Linked DNA regions of Homo sapiens: region 1 is linked to region 2. A link is an interaction called in ENCODE POLR2A ChIA-PET data of the cell type or tissue named here. Cell type or tissue: Panc1. All regions are shown on one strand. Links, peaks and the distances in the headings refer to the core of each region. The heading gives the core; the rest is flanking DNA.

The links. Peaks named below come from ENCODE experiments on the same cell type or tissue, not always from the same donor. Only the 100,000 strongest peaks of a DNase experiment are listed, where the experiment ranks them.
Region 1: POLR2A ChIA-PET joins it to region 2 with 6 read pairs; 3 of 35 experiments call an interaction of 5 or more read pairs at or near these places.

What each region holds. Positions count from the first base shown.
Region 1 is chr2:9,173,622-9,176,534 of GRCh38, reverse strand. No RefSeq gene overlaps it. Among named protein-coding and RNA genes, the nearest start is that of ASAP2, 32 kb to the left of the region's middle. In Panc1, for the core only: no CTCF peak of the experiment used is centred there; no DNase peak of the experiment used is centred there; H3K27ac peaks cover 517 bases.
Region 2 is chr2:9,105,677-9,108,589 of GRCh38, reverse strand. It overlaps LOC105373414 (a long non-coding RNA gene), which reads right to left. Exons shown (of 6, transcript NR_187861.1): 4 at 2,618-2,734; 5 at 2,024-2,179; 6 at 1-1,879. Among named protein-coding and RNA genes, the nearest start is that of ASAP2, 100 kb to the left of the region's middle. In Panc1, for the core only: no CTCF peak of the experiment used is centred there; no DNase peak of the experiment used is centred there.

The sequences.
Region 1 (2,913 bases), core at 278-2,777, 68 kb before region 2:
GTAGTGCTGGTTATTTTAATTACACAGCTTAATGATACATATGTGACCAATGAAATAGAGTTATCTTGAAACAACAACTTTATTTTAGATAAAAGACTTACTAAGGGTGAATTAGTATTTGCAAAACTCTAAGCAGACGTGGAAATTCTAATCAGGTACAACAACTCAAAATATGGGTGAATGAATGTATATTTTAAATTAAAATAATATGTTTAAGACTAGGCAAAAAATTGTTTATGATTATCTACCCCCACATGGCAGACTGAACACCCACTGGTCTTGACCCCATTATAAATGCACCCAGCATCACATTTGAAGTTTTGTGTTTGTGTCTGAAGATCCTTACCACAAGCTAGGATTAGGTTGAATTGCATATACCCAAAAACTTAGGTAAGATTAGCTTAAGTAATGCAATTATATTTCTCTTTCTCATAAAGGAAGTCTAGACGTGCGTGACTCCCTGGTGTCATCAAGGAGCCAGACTCTTATTTTTTTGCATCCTTAGCACGTGGCTCATTTTCTCCAGGCTTCTTCTTGGGTCCAAGGTGGCTGCAAGAATTCCAGTCGTTACATCCTTGTTTCAAGCAACAGGAAGAAGGAAGGCAGTAGAAGGGAAAATCATTCCCCTACCTTTATAAAGATGTGAACTTCAATCTCTTCTTTCTGTTGGCAATATGGCCAACTAAAAATCCAAGTTCTCTGGGCCAGACATGGTTGCTAACACCTGTAATCCCAGCACTTTGGGAGGCCAGAGAGAGTGGGTCGCTTGAGGCCAGGAGTTTGAGGCTAGCCTGGCCAACATGATGAAACCCCGTCTCTACTAAAAATACAAAAACTAGCCGGGTGTGGTGGCAGGCACCTATAATCCCAGCTGCTCAGGAGGCAGAGGCAGGAGAATTGCTGGAAACTGGAAGGCGGAAGTTGCAGGGAGCTGAGATCATGCCACTGCACTCCAGCCTGGGCAACAGAGAAAGACTCTGTCTCAATAATAATAATAATAATAATAATAATAATAATAATAATAATAATAATCCAGGTTATCTTAATTAGGAGAAAGCAGAAAATGGATATGAAGGCAGGCAATTAGCAGTCTCTGCCACATAGCTTTATCCCCACTTTGCAGGGAGGAAACTGAAGCTCAGAGAGGAAGTGTCACACAGCTGGTAAGTGGCAGCGCTGAAGTTCACATGCAGATCAGCTGAAATGCCTGAGAGTCAGAAACATTCTGCTGGTGTCGAGTGTCCACTAAGGCAGCACTTAAGCACCAGTCTGAGTCACACATCCCTTAGAAATCTGTATGCTTAAGGCACTAAATTCTGCCCACTTCAGAGCTCATATAAGAGCCCTGAGATGGCTGGAGGTCATATTTGTCCGTGCCAGGTTTTTAATTGGTTTCCATTTTTGAAAAATGGTCACAGCTGCTTTAGCCACGACTGTGCCATGGTTCTTCAAAGCAGTTTCTTGTTCCATGAAGACAGAATTGTCAGAGGAAAGAGTCTTGAAGTTTGAGTTGGAACATTATTAATCCATGAGATCACCTTGCTGGATGTAAATCAGTGGTTCCCAGCTGTGGGGGATTTGGAGTGTCACAACTGGGAGAGAGTGCCCTAGAATCTAGCGGGAGGGGCCGAGGATGTGGTTACATGTCATACGATGCACAGGACAGGCCCCATGTTTGTAATGTCGAGGTAGAGAGGACCGTTTGAACTAATTGAGCTTAAGTAACGTGGCATCTGCTCTTTTTATTTTTTATTTTTGAGACAGAGTCTCACTCTGTCTCCTCCCAGGCCGTAGTGCAGTGGCATGATCTCGGCTCACTGTAACCTCCGCCTCCTGGCTTCAAGTGATTCTTCTGCCTCGGCTTTTAGAGTAGCCAGGATTACAGGTGCACGCCACCATGCCCAGTTAATTTTTGTAGTTTTAGTAGAGACAGGGTTTCACCATGTTGGCCAGGCTGGTCTCAAACTCCTGACTTCAAGTGATCCTCCTTCCTCCACCTCCCAAAGTGCTGGGATTACAGGCGTGAGCCACCATGCCTGGCCACATCTGCTCTTTTATATAGACGTACCAATAAGAATCTTGGGGCCTGGGTCTTCTCCTTTCTCTTAATGTTTCTGCCTTTGGCTACGGGAGAAAGTGGTCCTGCACAACGCTAAGTACTGAATGTATGTTCTGTTGATGGCCATGATCGGTAATCACACTAACAATGATACCGGTTCACATCAATCACCAAGTCCTTCTTGAGCAGCTTCAATCCACTGAACGGGAACTTAGTGATCAGCCAAGTCAGGATGGCAAATCCATGGCATCTCGGGCGACCTGGCCTGCCAGCCCCAAGTGTGGAAAACCTTCGACTTAATCAGAGCATTTTTGTAGAGCCCAAAGGCAGCCTCAGAATTCTTCTAAACCCAGCAAGCAATCCAGGGAACACCCACCCAGGATCATCGATGGCATGAAATGTGGGACCGATGTGCCTTCCCTCTTTCGGTTCACCCCATCGATGGCTTGCTAAAAACAGTGCCAAGCTAAAACTAGAACCAAGGTTTTTTAACTTTCAGTCCACTGCCCTTGTCACTGCCCCAGGGTTAGGGTCTGTAAGTCATTTAACATCTGTTAGGGTTGAATCATGTCCCTCAGAAAAATCTATGTTGGAGTCCTAAGCTCCAGACCCTGACAATGTGACCTTATTCAGAAAGGGTCCTTAAAGAGGTAATCGAGTTAAAATGAGATCATTAGGGTGGATTCTCATCCAATACAACTGGCGTCCTTATAAAAAGGGGAGCTTTGGACACAGAGACGGGCATGTCCAGAGGGAAGACAGGAGAGAAGCCCAGGTTCTCTCTGAGATTCTCTCAGAACCCTCAGAAGGACCCAACCCTATTGACACCTTGATCTTGGACTTCTAGCATGCAG
Region 2 (2,913 bases), core at 291-2,790:
GTGTTGTACATAGTAGATCCTCCAATCTATCATTGCTGTTTGAATAAGGCAGAATTCTTGTTTATACAGATCAAGGAAGTCACTCGCCATCTGTGAGGGAGGCAGCGGAGCCCCAGAGGCACTGGGGAGAGGCAGCTGGGCCTCGAGCTTGTGGTTGCAGATTGGAGCTGGCCAGGTGAGACCCTAATTAGCCACTCTCTGAAGGCCTCACAGCCGCAGCTGTTTGGAGTGACTGCTCCCGGCAGGCCGGGAGCCAGGCCTCTGGGGTCTGAGCAGTGTCACGGGTCAGCTAATGTTTTGCCCAGAAGGCACAGACTTTGTCTTCTGTCTGGAGGGGATGAAATCACCGGCTCATTATGAGGCCTGCTCCGGTCACAGCACCATCTTCACAGGCAGCAAGGAACTCTAGCCTCAGCTCTCACACATTGGAAGCTCTTGCAGTGAGTGCCAGTCTGTGACTACAGGCATACAGCACCACCCCACATGCCAAGACACCCCATGTGCCATGTGCCAGGCAAGATAGGGGCTGCAGTAGCCTGCCAGCATGGGGTCCGGGGACTTGGGCAGGGGTGCAGGGCACTACTGCTTATTAAAGCCTGCCTGGCGAGGGCTTTGCCTCTCAGGAGAAAGCTGGAGACTCGAGGGAGACAAGGACTTGGCCAGAAGGCCTGAGCCCCACCCTGCTGCTTGCCCCGGTTAACTGGAGGCTTTTTGTCAAGTGCTTCCGCCTTCCACTGGAGGCCGAGGGAGCTGCCCCACTGTGGGCTCAGGTCCAGAGCACGTGACAGAAAACAGGTGGGGAGAAGGAGAGGGGCCCTTCAGATTTTGCTCCTCTAAACCTGTGTTCCGCCGTGTGAGTCACTGGCCGGTCTCCTGCCCTGGCCTGTTTTCCGTGGCTCCCTGCAGCCCAGGGAAGCACTAACAAGCATCCCCCTAACCATGGTCCAAGGCCCTGCTATTGATCTAAGCAGTGATCCCTTCCCTTGCCACAGGTCTGTGCATTTTCAAGGTGTGTTTCCATCCAATATTCCACTTCATCTGCCCTATGTTTGTTCATCACAAGCTTCCTTATGGGTTCCCTGTTTGTGCTACTTCTGCTGGAGTTCATTTCTTGACCTCTGACGCAATTCTCCTCCTTGGGCCCATCCTTCTTCCTGTCCTGAGGACAGGCATCGTGGCAAGTCAGCCAGGGGGTGCCTAGACTATTTTCCATGCAAAGCGAAGGGACTTCATGTCCCAACAACGCAGAAGAGGCTGAAGTTATATGCACACAGTGGACACCTGTTATGCGGTTATCTGCTCAATCTATTCTAGGTGCTCCTGAATGCTTTCATCCATTTAAGGAACATTTACGGCACTGTGAGAGAGGATGCCAAGGATACCAAGAGACCTGCCAAGGATACCAAGGATGCCAAGAGATCTGATGCATAGTCTTACCCTCAATGGGCTTACAAAGTACTGGGGGGAGACTCCGATCCGGCCGCTGCCATGTTGGCCACCAAGGGTATGGGTTTGGTGGCCTCTGAGCAAAATGCCTGCCTTTGGCAGGGAGACGGACCTAGCTCTGCTGCTGACCAGCAGTGTGGCATTGGCCAACCATCCTAAACTTCTTGCATCCTTATCCATAAAGGGCAACACGAGAGCTATCATTTACCACCTGCCTGCAGGGTTTCAGCTGTTTCACAGTCATTACTATAGGGAATTCTCACAACACACTGAAGCCAGTATTATTTCCATTTAACAGACGGGAAAACTGAAGCTCCAGTAAGCAAGTAGCTTGCCCCGTTCACTCAGTAAGTGGCTGAGGACAGAACTAAATCCAGCAATGTTTGGCTTCTAAACCCGAGTTCTTTCCATTCCTGGATTCTGCCTCACAGGCCTGTTGTGAAGATTAAATGAGATTTTTAACGCAAAATGCCCAGAACAAAGGCTGGATGGCAGCAGTGTCCTGGTGAGAAGTAGCTACTGTGATCCTGAAGGGTGTCCTCCCTCCACCCATCGCTCCCCCCACAGCACCACGCACCTCCCACGTGAAACATGGGGGCTGGTTTTCTCCTTGCAGTAATTAACACATGTGCCAGTGTGTTTATGGAAAATAGCTCACTCTGTGTCTTTCATCTCTAAGAACCCAATCATGTTTGGCAAGCAGACTCCCAGATGCAAGGCCAGGTTCTCTCAGCTAAACAAAGGAGAGGAAATTATGCAGGAAATTCTGACAAAGAAAGCAATTACTCTGGTCTGACATCCATGGGCTACTCGTGCCAACACGGGGCCTTTTTGTCTAAATTACCTGGGGATGTGTCTGCATGCACCCAGGCACGCTCAGTTATTTTTCTGACTGGCTCTTTCACCAGGTGGGTGTCCGTCTGCCATCACCCTCCTCCCGCACACCTGGGGCAGCAGGTACCTGGGGGGTCAGGCCTGAGCCGGGTGGGCAGCTTCAGTTCCCCTGTAAGGGCACACGGCTGTCTGGGGAAGTGGGGAAATATCTAGAGCCCCTCCTCATCCCCAAAACTTCTGTGGTTGTGCCAGCGGTGGGGTCTCTCTCCTTTCCTTTCCTGAAGTCTTTTTCCCTGCTGTGGTTCTCCTGGCTCTTCCGACCACCCCAGGTGCCCACCTGTCCTGGTGGGCCATTAATCCCTCCTGGGGATGATCTGGCTGGGACATTTCAGTAACGATAATGCCGCTTACGTCTCTGCAACACTTGGCGTTCACATCCATTATCTCATCTAATCTGCACGACAGCACGTGAGACAGGCATTAGCGTTGCCATTTTAGGTGGAAAAAATGAGAAAGAAAGAGAATGAGTTTATCCAGGTCACCAGGCCGGTAAGGGCAGAGCCAGCACCCACACAAGGAGGAAACCCAGGGCTAGGCTGCCTGGCTCCTGGGCTGGTTCTCCCTCCACCACCG